Linked DNA regions of Homo sapiens: all the other regions are linked to region 3. The links are chromatin contacts, found by Hi-C or POLR2A ChIA-PET in ENCODE. All regions are on one chromosome and are shown on one strand. The core of a region is the stretch at or near the end of the contact, and the rest is flanking DNA. Distances in the headings are between cores, read along the strand shown. Region 1 overlaps SRPK2 (SRSF protein kinase 2). Region 2 holds the start of PIK3CG (phosphatidylinositol-4,5-bisphosphate 3-kinase catalytic subunit gamma). Region 3 has its middle 41 kb from the start of SYPL1. Region 4 has its middle 45 kb from the start of LINC02577.

Region 1 (3,140 bases), core at 352-2,851, 720 kb after region 3:
CGTTGCCTTTAGGAAGGCTCTCTGCATGTCTAGTTCCAGTTTGTACTGGGAAGAATTAAAAAAGTCTGCCAGCTTCTTTAGTTTGTCCTGTCTTTTGTGATGATTCTTTCTGAGATCCCCTCCTATCAGCTCAGGAGTGGGATTTTCTGGAGAAGGAAAGTGTTTTTCTGTTCCTTACTGCTCACCTTGGGGCATTCAGGAACATGGGCCTGATGAATTTGCTTGAAGGCAGTCTGTAATCCCATCACTTTGGGAGGCCAAAGAAGGCGGATCATTTGAGCTCAGGAGTTTGAGACCAGCCTGAGCAACGTGACAAAACCCTGTCTCCACCAAACAACAACAACAACAACAACAACAACAACAACAACAACAAACTGGGCTGGATGGCACGCTCCTGTAATCCCAGCTACTTGGGAGGCTGAGATGGGAGGATTGCTTGAGCCCAGGAGGTCAAGGCTGCAGTGAGCCATGATTGCACCACTGCATTCCAGCCTGGGTGACAGAGGGAGACTGTTTCAAAAAAAAACACAAAAAAACAAAACCATTACCTGGAAGAATTCTAACAGCACTATTATTCTCATTTTACAGATGAGGAACTGAGGCACAGAAATGTTCAGCAGCAGGCCCATTGTTTAGAGCTGATAGGTTGTAGAGCTGAGATTTAAAACTACCAAGTCGAAGCTTACAACTGTGCTATCTTACTTTTTTCAATTAAGAGTCATCCTTATGGAACTTTGGAGTTGGGAGTTCCTTAGCAATTACTTAATCTAACCCTTTCATTTTACTGATGAGAAAATTGAACCTTAGATAATAAGGGATTTATGACTTAGTCTCAGAGATAGGCAGGTAAACAACTAGCAGTGACACAAGGTGGAATAGAATGTTAACCAATAGAGGTACTGGCATTTACTGTGTGAAATTAAGGGAGGGATCATGTAATTCTGATGACTAGCCAAGAGCTTTTTTTTTTTTCTTTTGAGATAGAGTCTCGCTCTGTCACCCAGGCTGGAGTGCACTGGTGCAATCTTGGCTCATGCAACCTCCATCTCCTGGGTTCAAGCAATTCTCCTGCCTCAGCCTCCCGAGTAGCTGGGATTACAGGCGTGCGCCACCACAGCCAGCTAATTTTTGTATTTTTAGTAAGAGACTGGGTTTCACTATGTTGGCCAGGCTGGTCTCGATACCCTGACCTCAAGTAATCTGCCCACCTTGGCCTCCCAAAGTGCTGGGATTACTGGCGTGAGCCACCACACCCAGCCCCTAGTTGTATTAGCTATTTATTACCACATAACAAGTTACTGTGAAGCATAGTGGTTTAATGCAACATTTATCATCTTAGTTTCTGTGGGTTAAGAATTTGGAAGCAGTTGAGTGGGGTGGTTCTGGCTCAGGGTTGCAGTCATTTTGAAGGCTTGGCTGAGGCTGGAGGATCTGCTTCCAGGCTGTTGGCAGGAGGCCTTGCCTGTTGCTCTGTGGACCTCTTCTTGAATGTTCTCACAACATGTCAGCTGGCTTCATCAAGAGGGAGCAAGGAGGAAGCTGCGGTTACATTTTTATAACACACCCTTAGAAGACCTCACACTGCCACTTCTGCCACGTTTGTTAGAAGGGAGTTACTGGGTACAGCCCACACTCAAGGGAGAGTTCAGGTTCTGCCCTTTGAAGAGATGCAAATTAAGTAATTTGTGAACATATTTTTGAAACCACCACACTAGCTAAGCATATTGAGGAGGAGAAACAGTGGTGAAGAGTTAAAAGACGGGGATTCTAGACCCAGCTCTGCTGCTTGCTCCATAGGGAGGGAATGATTCATCCTTCCTGAATCTCTTATTTTCTCTAGGAAAATAGGATCATCAAACTGCACAGCCTGCTTTACAGTGGATTATAAGGGTGTCTTAGTCTGTTTACTGTTGCAGTAACTGAATTTCTGAGACTGGGGATCATCAAACTGCACAGCCTGCTTTACAGTGGATTATAAGGGTGTCTTAGTCTGTTTACTGTTGCAGTAACTGAATTTCTGAGACTGGGTTATTTATTTCTTCTTCTTCTTCTTCTTCTTTTTTTTTTTTTTTGAGATGGAGTCTTGTTCTTGTCTCCCAGGCTGGAGTGCAATGGCACAATCTTGGCTCACTGCAGCCTCCGCCCCCCGGGTTCAAGCGATTTTGCTGCCTCAGCCTCCCGAGTAGCTGGGATTATAGGTGCCGGCCACCACACCCAGCTAATTTTTTGTATTTTTAGTGGAGATGGGGTTTCACCATTTTGGCAAGGCTGGTCTTAAACTCCTGACCTCAGGTGATCCTCCTGCCTCGGCCACCCAAAGTGCTGGGATTACAGGTGTGAGCTACTGCGCCCGGCCGGTGATTTATTATTATTATTATTATTTTTGAGACGGAGTGTAACTCTGTCACCTAGGGTGGTCTCAAACTCCTGACCTCAGGTGATTCGCCCTCCTCAGCCTCCCAGAGTGCTGGGATTACAGGGGTGAGCCTGTTGCCCATCCTTAACCAGGGGTGGGCCTGGTTAAGACTGGGTAATTTATAAAGAAAAGGAATTTATTTCTTTCAGTTCTGCATGCTGGGAAGGCCAAGGTCAAGGGGTGCATCTAATGAGGACCTTCTTGCTGGTGGGGACTCTGCAGAGTCCCAAGGTGGCCTAGAGTATCACATGGTTAGGGGGCTGAGTGTGCTAGCTCAGGTCTCTTCCTCTTATAAAGCCACCAGTCGCACTCCCAGGATAATCCGTTAAAATTCGTTAACTCATTAATCCATGAATAGGTTCCATTCATGAGGGCAGAACCGTCATGACACAGTCACCTCTTAAAGACCTGCCTCATAATACCCACATTGGGGATTAAGTTTTAACGTGAGTTTCAGATGGGATAAACATTCAAATCATATCACAGGGTGGTAGCAAATAGATAAAGCGCGTAAGATAGGCTCTGTAAACTTTAATGTAGTATAGGGTTGGCTGGCAGACGTGGCTTCTTACCCTAATCCTGCTGTGTAATGGCTTAATAGCCATGTAATCTGAACATGTTTAAGCTATCTGTGTGCCTCAGTTTTCTCATTTGTAAAATGGGATTAATTATAGCAACTATAGCACTTTGGGAGGCCAAGGTGGGGAGGTCAGGAGTTGGAGAC
Region 2 (2,965 bases), core at 433-2,932, 790 kb before region 3:
CTTCTTGGAACCCAGACACCTCACCCAGCCTTGCTTCACGTTGCCTGTTTTCAAACTGCCTGGACCTAGGATCTACTCCCTAATAAATTTCCTGCCTCTTGGTTTCATTTTTTCTTTCTAATTAGGAAAGCAAGTCATTTCATTTGTAAAGCTAAAACATATCGGAATTAGTAAAGTTACAGTCAAAACCATTTGCAGATATGTAAAATTTTGAATCATGGAATTTGTCAGCATTCTGGCTGTCACTGCTATATTAGGGCAGTATCTTAGAAGAGTCACCCAAGGCTGTACTCTCCCAATAGGAACATTTAGGTAATTTTAACATTGTTTAATTAATTAATTAAAATTCATTTGATCTGTCTCTACTTAATAATGGAGGAGCTACAGGATGGAAGGCAGGATTTCTGGACTCCAGTGACCTTCTGTTAAGACCCCCAATCATTTAACTTCTTTTTTGCTCTAATATTTTCATTTTTGTAACACAAATTCACAAATTTATTCTCATTAACCTACTCACTCTTTCCACAAAATTCAGTAAGTACCTACCCTTCACAAAGCACTTATGTATAAATAGGACATACTGCAATAGGAAATCCTTCAAATAATAATTGAAATTTGAAAGGTATTAACACTGAAAGATTAGGTATTTTGCTTTCAATGTTTAGTATCACTACATTGTAATACATTATATTCTAAACGAATCAATTATTGAAACAAAAAATTAATGTTTCAGAAAATATCGTTTACTCTCTTAAATAACTAATGTTAGACTTAAAACTACATTATTTCCTTAAGAAATAGTGGAGCATTTGATGTATACCAAAAAGGAGAGCTTGATAAGAAGATAAGAAAGACAAATTTCATTTGATCCAAACTTATGTTCAAATCTTGGCTTAACTTTTAAAACCAATATTCCCTCTCTTAAAATATGAAGTTATACTTAGTAAGTGAAACCAACTGTCCCAAAGAACTGTCTCTTGTGGCTTAAAACATTCATTTTGGTCTTTTGCTACATTATAGAATAACTAACAAAGAAGAGAACTGTAAGATACATTGATATTGACACTAACTTGAAATAAAACATGTCCAAATTTAGGCAGCATATAAATACACAGCAATAACTTCTGCCTCAGTGATACCAAACGATCTTATAAGATGCAGAGGAAAACAGGCTGACTAATACTCACTGGTTTCCTTCATGGTTGAGGCTATGAAGCTTTCCCCTTTTATGAGAAGATGTTGGAAACACTGTAAGTACAGTAATCTTGAAGCATGCACTTGTAGGAATATGAAGCCTGGCTGCCGTGCCCTCCCTTTTCCTCCCAAAACAAAAACAAAAATGTGATGCACCTGCAAAACTATTGCCGGAACGTTGTAGATATCCACAATACAGGTTGGACTAGACAATGAAACACAGACATTCGGTGGTAGTATCATCTCAAGAACCGACAACAGTTTCAGATAATCTAGCCGAGAAGGAAGTGCCACTATTCCGAGTCAGACCCCACAAAGAGCAAAAAATAGAAGGAAGCAATACCTGATAAAGCAGCGGAGGCGATGATGCTGAAGGATCATTTGTTTAATTTTTGAAAACAAAACAAATTCAAACCTACCCAGTGTGCGTCTAAATTCTTCCGCTTTTCTGGGGCTCCCTTCATATCCAGATGCAGAGGAAGTGTTGCAGTTACCAGGAAGGAAGTTTTAACCAAGTTGATTATACGTGTGATTGCTCATTTTAAAAGTGTCAGAAATGCATTTCCTGTTTTAGCATAGAGAGGGTAGGAGTATGAGACTGAGCAATGTTTACCATGGTTTTTCTTTTCTTTTTTTTTTCTCTTTGAACTAATTTTTCAAAAATTGTGATACTGAGACAAAATGACATAAATCCAAACCAAAATTACCCATTATGAGACATAAACATATGAAATATCTTTGTAGCTAGTTCTAAGAGCCACAGTATTAGGTATCCTATTAGGAAGACTTTTACCAGTCAAATTAAACTCATTCCCCTCCTGGGAATTCAAAAGAATCCTTGTTCGCACATGCTAACTGAGGGGTGGGGGAAGAGAAACCTAGTCATCTTGAGGACTAAGTTATCAAGCTGAAAATTTTTAAAGGCATGGTCTGCAAGCTCACTTCCTTAGCTTGGTGAGAGCTTTCTCTATTTTTTCAGAGCATTTGGGGCCTAAAATATCACTGGCTCAAACTGAAAGCACTGCAGCATGTGCATGTGTGTATATAAATGTGACATACTGCAGTAAGTAACCCTTCAAATAATGGTTGAAATGCTAAAAGTATTAAAATTGAAAGATGAATAAAAAGGTATTTTGATTTTAATACTAAGTACCACTACATTGTAACACATTATATTCCAAACAAGGATCAACTATTGAAACAAAAATTAATGCTTCAGAAAATATCCTGTGTTGAGGATGGAGCCTTACTGTCAGCAATGACTGATTAATTAACTGTAGACAAAACAGAAGGAGGTTGCCTGTTATCATGGGGAAATTGGGGAGCTGAACACTGTTACAGCATCAGGCAGATTCCATCCTGGGAGGTGGCCCCTGATTCCTATGGGAGTAGAGAATGCATAGAAAAGCCATCCTGAATCATTTTTAGAGTAGCGTTGTATCTTCCAGGTGACCTCAGTTCTTTCTAGAACCTCCAAGCATCCTGAACCAGCGCCCCCTCCCTCCATCTCAGAATTCCCTATGCTAGAGTTCATCCTCCAATCGGGGTGTTGAGGGACTCCAGCTGAGCTTCAAGGGCAGCAGATAGAATGGAGTTGACCTCACAAGTCTCTTGGAGGTATGTAATTAAGAGTTCCTCTGAATTACTCTGATATTGAGATAAATGATTGATTTGACTTATTTCCTTTTACATATGCCTCTTGGGTTTTAACTTTTAAATAGCACTCTAATAGTTGACATCAGCAGGCAAATAATTTAATTCAAAGGCTGCC
Region 3 (2,719 bases), core at 5-2,504:
GATAAAAAACATACAAACCAGTTTGCAGAAACCTGTTTTATGATGCTCCAATTTATGTGGCAATTTCTAGAAAAAAATTTATGGTGATAAGTGAGAATTGTCAGTCACTGAAACATTAATTACATAGTCAGTGAAGAGCAGGTAAAATATACTTCTGGGCTTCACTTTACATTAGAGATGTTTTTCTGAAACGGTGCCTATGAAACAAATCCTTGTCCCCATTACTTCATATTTATCATTTCAAAGGCACTTTATCTTTATTTCTGGTTGATCACCCTTTGAGGGTGGCATTCCAAAATGTCAGCTCAAAATTTCCCTGCCCTTCGGTTTCTGTGACAAGTAAGTTAACGATCTGTAAATAAATCCTGAAATGTCCTCAGGAATCTGCCACTTGAAGGAATTCTATTAGGATTCTTCCAAAATGCAAACACTTGGCGTGTCATGGGCCTGCCTGAAGTTGTACGCTGGGCTTTCTGGAGGGCAGCAGACCCCTAAGAATAGAGCCCGGGCTTTCCTTTAGTTCCTCTCATTGTTTTTCAGGGACAAAAATCGTTATCTTATATTTTTTTTTTCCAGAGGAGTAGGAGGAAGATCTAAAATAGTTAGGTCTGGCAGCTTAATCTGGGTTGGCTGTCTCTGCCGGCAATCTGTAAAATGTGTTTTTCAAGGATAAGAAGTTTGGGCCCTGGGCCAGAGCTCATGTCTGTCATCAGCGGGAAAATAAATGATCTCTGTAACCTGCTGCTATGCTCTGTTTACCTTTGTGCTTAAACATGAACACCTTGCCTTCCATAGGCCCAGAGCTGCTCAAAGTGGATCCTTTGCTCTTGTCAAACAGAACCTTCATAAATCTGCCATTTGGGTGAGCATGGTGGGGCCAGCTTTTTGTGAGGTGAAACTCCAAACCAGCTTCCATTCTCGGGATTGGTATGTAGTTTTTTCATGTTGCCTAAGAGGCTCAGGAAGGGAACTTGAGGTATTTGTTTTTTCATGCCTGCAAAGGCCATTTCCTAAGAGGTGAGAAGCATATATGCATGCCTGCAAGTACCTGTGAACGTGGGCCACTGAGAGTCTCTGGGGCAAGAGCCCTTCAGGGGAATCTGGTATCTATTCATTATGCAAAACTTCATTCTAGCTAGAACAGGGCCTGGGCTACACTTAAAGCTTAAAGGGATGTCTGTTAAACCATGTTTCCTGTTTCCTGTAGAACTTACCACACTAGTACTGAAAGTGTCATAGCTCAGAGTGGAAGGTTAACGCGTAAGAAAGGGACAGTATTGGCAGAAGGCAAGTGGTGTGACCACTTCCTTCTCCACCCTCTTCTCCCATCCCTTGCCTCCCTGGAAAAGCTGGTTTCCTCAGGAGTCACTCCTTCAGCAGCCGCACAAGGCACACGCCTCGGGGAAGCCGGGCACAGGCTGGGGTTGCCTCCCTCCTGCCCCTGCCCTGCCTCCTGCCCCAGCAGACAGTGAATAAGCCACCTGGTTGGCCCAGCTTCCCGCAGTCCCACTTCTCAAGCTAGGGTACATGTATCTAGGAGGACAGGACTGTGTCGCTGGGAGGTAGAGTGAGACGGATGACAGGAGCCACAGAATCAAAACAGCACAATCGACTCATCAGTTCTTTAACTTGTAAGTTCAAGTCAAACATTACTTTTTATTTTGCTTTACTTACTTGTTTTTTGAGACAGGGTCTTCTCTGTCGCCCAGGCTGGAGTGCAGTGGCACAGTCATGGTTCACTACAGCCTCCAACTCCTGGGCTCCAGTGATCCTCCTGCTTTAGCCTCCCAAGTAGCTGGGACCACAAGCATGCAACACCATAGCTAACTTTTTTTTTTTTTTAAGAGACAGGGTCTCACTATGTTGCCCAGGCTGGTCTCAAACTCCTGGGCCCAAGCAATCTTCCCACCTTGGCCGCCCAAAGTGCTGAAACTATAGGTTTGAGCCACTGTGCCTGGCCAAACATTACTTTTTATAATAAGACGAATATTTTTTTCTGAAATAAGGCCCAATGAAGCCCACCTTGTTTGTGTTTAAGAAGCCATGACCAAAAAGAGCACTACCCATTCCTGCCCAGGCTTGTTGCAGTCACCCATTTAATCGCTCATTCAACTTGAGTGTACTTATGGGGCTCTGGCCAACTGCCAGATGAGAAAGACGCAAGCCCCTCTCAGGAACTCACAGTGTAGCGAGGAGGTAATAGGTTAATGCGTGGTTTCCAGGGAGAAGTTGGAGCTCAGATAGGGGTCAGCAGGAGTGGTTAGGGAAGCCCAGAGAAAAGACCCCAACCCAGCTAGGCACAGCTAAAGAGAGACAGTAGGCACTGCACTGGGGGAAGGAGAGAACTCGTCTACCAAGCAGGTACACTGCCCTGGTCAGGGCTTGCCTGCCCTGGCCTCTGTTTCTTCACCTGCCAGATAGGCAGTTAGAGCAGTGACTCTAAGCCCCTGCCAGACTGATATGTCTGTGGCTCCCTTCACCCACATCTCTGCAGAGCTCAGTAGCTCTCAAAAGGTAGAGCCCAGCCTCAGGGCAGCGCGGTGGTGTATGCTGGGGCTGGGATGTGTCAGGGTCATCCTAACTCCAGGATGCAAAGGTGGCCATTGCTGGCCCCAGGGTTTCATAAATTGCTCCGCACGTGGAGAGTCTGGTGTTGGCAGCATTGGTTCTGATATCCTGCCAACTGAGCATGACGCACAGGCCAGGTGGAATTCAGGGC
Region 4 (2,875 bases), core at 105-2,604, 660 kb before region 3:
ATGCATTTATAGTGTGTTTGTATGCTGGATATAGCTGATTGGCACTCAGCCATTTCCAGCTCTTTTTTTGAATGCTGGAAACCACGTTTCCCTGACTCCTTTGGATGAATTTATTAAATACGCTTTGTTTTACATGTAGAAAGCAGAAGTGAAACAGAAGCCACCTTCCTTCTATTGTCTGTTTTTCTGTGTGTGAACAAGATCTTGGACCATCTCCAAGATCTCACGTTTTTCTGAAGTGGTGTTCTAGTGTTCAGACATTAGCTTCATAGATGGTTATAGGCAGTTGTGGTGTGGCAGCAGTAGCTTCTCGATCCTGACTTTCTGATCCTGGGACACAGCTATCCTTGTGGGTTCATGAACTCAAAAGTTCCAGTGTCAGCCTGCTGGCTACTCACCATCCTGATTGCTGCAGAGCAAGTAGCTTGCCTGGATAGTCAGTTCTGCATTGTTCTAGGAGTTATTCCTGGGGGCCCAACCTTGAGCCTGCTCCTCCAGCCATTCTAGTTCATATGTAAACACCCAATTTCCTTTATTAAATTCCTTTGTGCTTAATACAAATAGATAGGTTTCTATATTTTGCCCTGAACCTTTATTATCATTGTATGTTTGTGTTAGTAGAGGGGACTGGTATGGGGGCAATGAAAATGGGGGGATGATGCTCAGCTCTAAACCTTTCTATGACATAGGGGGGTATAGGGACCCTACAGGTGAGAGAATGGTGGCCTCAATGGAAAGATTAGCTGGGACCTGAGAAGATCTTCTGGATCAGAGGGGGAATGCAAGGAAAAGGCGTTTGGGGTTCCCAGAAATCCTCCCTCTGACTCTACTGAACTTGGGGCTACAAAGAAAGTAGGTCTTAGGTGAATTTCTTGAATCAGTAGTTAATTGTGTTTAGTATCTTATTTATTGTTTTGCGTATGCATTGTTTTCATTCTAAATTTCTAGAAGCTTATTCTCCTAAGTAGTTTTTATACTCTCAGTGTAATCATAGTACACTTAGAAAACCCCAATTTCTTTTTCTTTCCTTTTTTCATCCATAGGTGAGAGGTAACTTGAGTATGGTCTCCATTGAAACTCATACGCCTATCCCTAAATTTAGTAGAAAAAGAAAGAAACTTACTTAGGGCAAACATGGTGACAATTTCCAAGATGATTAAAGTAACACTGAGGCCTTAATGTATCATACAGTGCTGGCAGGGGAAGTAATTCTTTCATTCAATTCAACAAGTACTTGTGAGGTGTATTAAGCTTTGTCACTTCCTGGGCCTCCACCCCCTCTCCCTCTTCTCCAGCTTAGCCACTCACTTTCATGACACACCTTGGAACCTGTCATCACCTGGAACTGTACCACCTCTGCAGTCTTTACCTCTGATGTACCATTATCTGATTATAAACTCCTACTTGGCAGATGGATTTGCCTTCTATTTCAGTGAGGAAGTTGAGGTTTCTAGTTGGGAATTTCCTCAACTTTTTGACTTCAGCCAATGACCTTATTTAAACCCATAACCTGATATCCATAACCACTTCTTTTACTCAGTCTTAAATCAATAATTTAAAAAAGTTTTTATTAACACATAATTCAGATAACATACAATTTCCCCATTTAATGCGTACAATTCACTGGTTTTTAGTATTTTCACAGAGTTGTGCAACCATCACCACAATAAATTTTAAATCATTTTCATCACCACAAAGAGAAATCCCTTGGCCATCCGTCCTCATTCCCCCATTGCTCCTAGCTCTAGGAAACCACAAACCTACTTTCTTTCTCTGTGAATTTCCATATTCTGGACATTAAATATAATGGAATAATACAATATATAATCCTTTGTGACTGTCTTTTTTCACTTAACATAACGTTTTCAAGGTTCATCCACACTGTGTCATGTATCAGTTCTTCATTCCTTTTTGTGGTTGAATAATATTCAAGTGTATGCTTATGCCACATTTTATTTATACATTCATTAGTTGATGGACATTTGGGTTATATCTAACTTTTGCCTATTATTAAGAATGCTACTATGAATATTCACACACAAGGTTTTATGTGGACATATGTTTTTATTTCTCTTGGGTATATACCTAGGAGGGGAATTGCTGAGCTGTATGGTAGCACTATATTTAATTATTTGAAAAATTGCCAGACTGTTTTCCAAAAGATGTACTATGTTACATTTCCATTAGGAGTGCATGAGAGTTCCAATTTCTTTGCATTTTTGCTAACTTGTTATTATCTAACTTTTTGATTAGAACCATCATAATCTGCATGAAATAGCAGCCCATTGTAGGTTTGATTTGCATTTCCCTGAGGCTAATGAAGTTGATCATTTTTTTCATGTGCATATTGGCCATTTATATATCTTTTTTGGAAAAATGTCTATTCAGGTTCTTTGCTTTTTTGAAAATTATTTGTCTTTTTATTGTTAAGTTGTAAGGGTTCTTTATATATTCCACACACAAGTCCTTCATCAGATATATGATTTGCAGAAATTTTCTCCCATCCTATGGGTTGCCTTTTTAATTTCTTAATTGTGTGTTTTGAAGCAGGAAAGTTTTTTTTTTAAATGCTATGATATCCAATTTACCTATTCTTTTTTGTTGTTGTTGCTTATATGTTGGGTGTCGTAGCTAAGAAATCATTGCCTACTACAAGGTCATGAAGATTTACCTCTGTTTTTCTAAGAAGTTTATAGTTTTAGCTTTTACACTTAGTTATTGGATCCTATTTGAGTTGATTTTTATACAGATGTGAGGTAGGATCTAACTTCTTTTTTTTCAGATTGTGTCAGCACCATTTATGGAAAGACTTTTATTTTCCCATTGAATTGATTTCCCTTGTTGGAAATCAATTCAATGGGAAAAAATTTCCCTT

The links. A loop is a pair of places that touch in the nucleus more often than their neighbours do. ChIA-PET counts read pairs that join two places held with the same protein, here RNA polymerase II (POLR2A). Pooled maps may share reads with other maps.
Region 1: a loop to region 3 is called in a pooled map, with 6 times the contacts of the local background. The contact joins two enhancer-like sites. A Hi-C loop is called at or near these places in 1 of 37 single-sample maps with no recorded cell type and 3 of 50 pooled maps. POLR2A ChIA-PET finds 5 or more read pairs at or near these places in 1 of 52 experiments (T-cell).
Region 2: a loop to region 3 is called in a map with no recorded cell type, with 8 times the contacts of the local background. The contact joins the promoter of PIK3CG here to the enhancer-like site in region 3. A Hi-C loop is called at or near these places in 14 of 37 single-sample maps with no recorded cell type and 11 of 50 pooled maps. POLR2A ChIA-PET finds 5 or more read pairs at or near these places in 1 of 52 experiments (OCI-LY7).
Region 4: a loop to region 3 is called in a pooled map, with 6 times the contacts of the local background. The contact joins two enhancer-like sites. A Hi-C loop is called at or near these places in 6 of 37 single-sample maps with no recorded cell type and 8 of 50 pooled maps.

The regions. Positions count from the first base shown.
Region 1 is chr7:105,350,737-105,353,876 of GRCh38, reverse strand. All of the region lies in intron 2 of SRPK2 (SRSF protein kinase 2), which reads left to right. It also overlaps the pseudogene LOC124901716. Among named protein-coding and RNA genes, the nearest start is that of SRPK2, 37 kb to the left of the region's middle. RefSeq lists an enhancer at 1,444-1,523. Within about 2 kb of position 1,601, at least 27 of the 41 ENCODE cell types and tissues checked have a DNase peak (open chromatin) inside an H3K27ac peak, as active enhancers do.
Region 2 is chr7:106,863,999-106,866,963 of GRCh38, reverse strand. It overlaps PIK3CG (phosphatidylinositol-4,5-bisphosphate 3-kinase catalytic subunit gamma), which reads right to left and starts at 1,682. Exons shown (of 11, transcript NM_001282426.2): 1 at 1,538-1,682. RefSeq lists an enhancer at 1,511-1,610.
Region 3 is chr7:106,070,211-106,072,929 of GRCh38, reverse strand. No RefSeq gene overlaps it. Among named protein-coding and RNA genes, the nearest start is that of SYPL1, 41 kb to the left of the region's middle. RefSeq lists an enhancer at 553-847. Within about 2 kb of position 1,254, at least 28 of the 41 ENCODE cell types and tissues checked have a DNase peak (open chromatin) inside an H3K27ac peak, as active enhancers do; they include OCI-LY7, where a contact is called at or near this core.
Region 4 is chr7:106,728,655-106,731,529 of GRCh38, reverse strand. No RefSeq gene overlaps it. Among named protein-coding and RNA genes, the nearest start is that of LINC02577, 45 kb to the left of the region's middle. RefSeq lists an enhancer at 41-90. Within about 2 kb of position 1,354, at least 5 of the 41 ENCODE cell types and tissues checked have a DNase peak (open chromatin) inside an H3K27ac peak, as active enhancers do.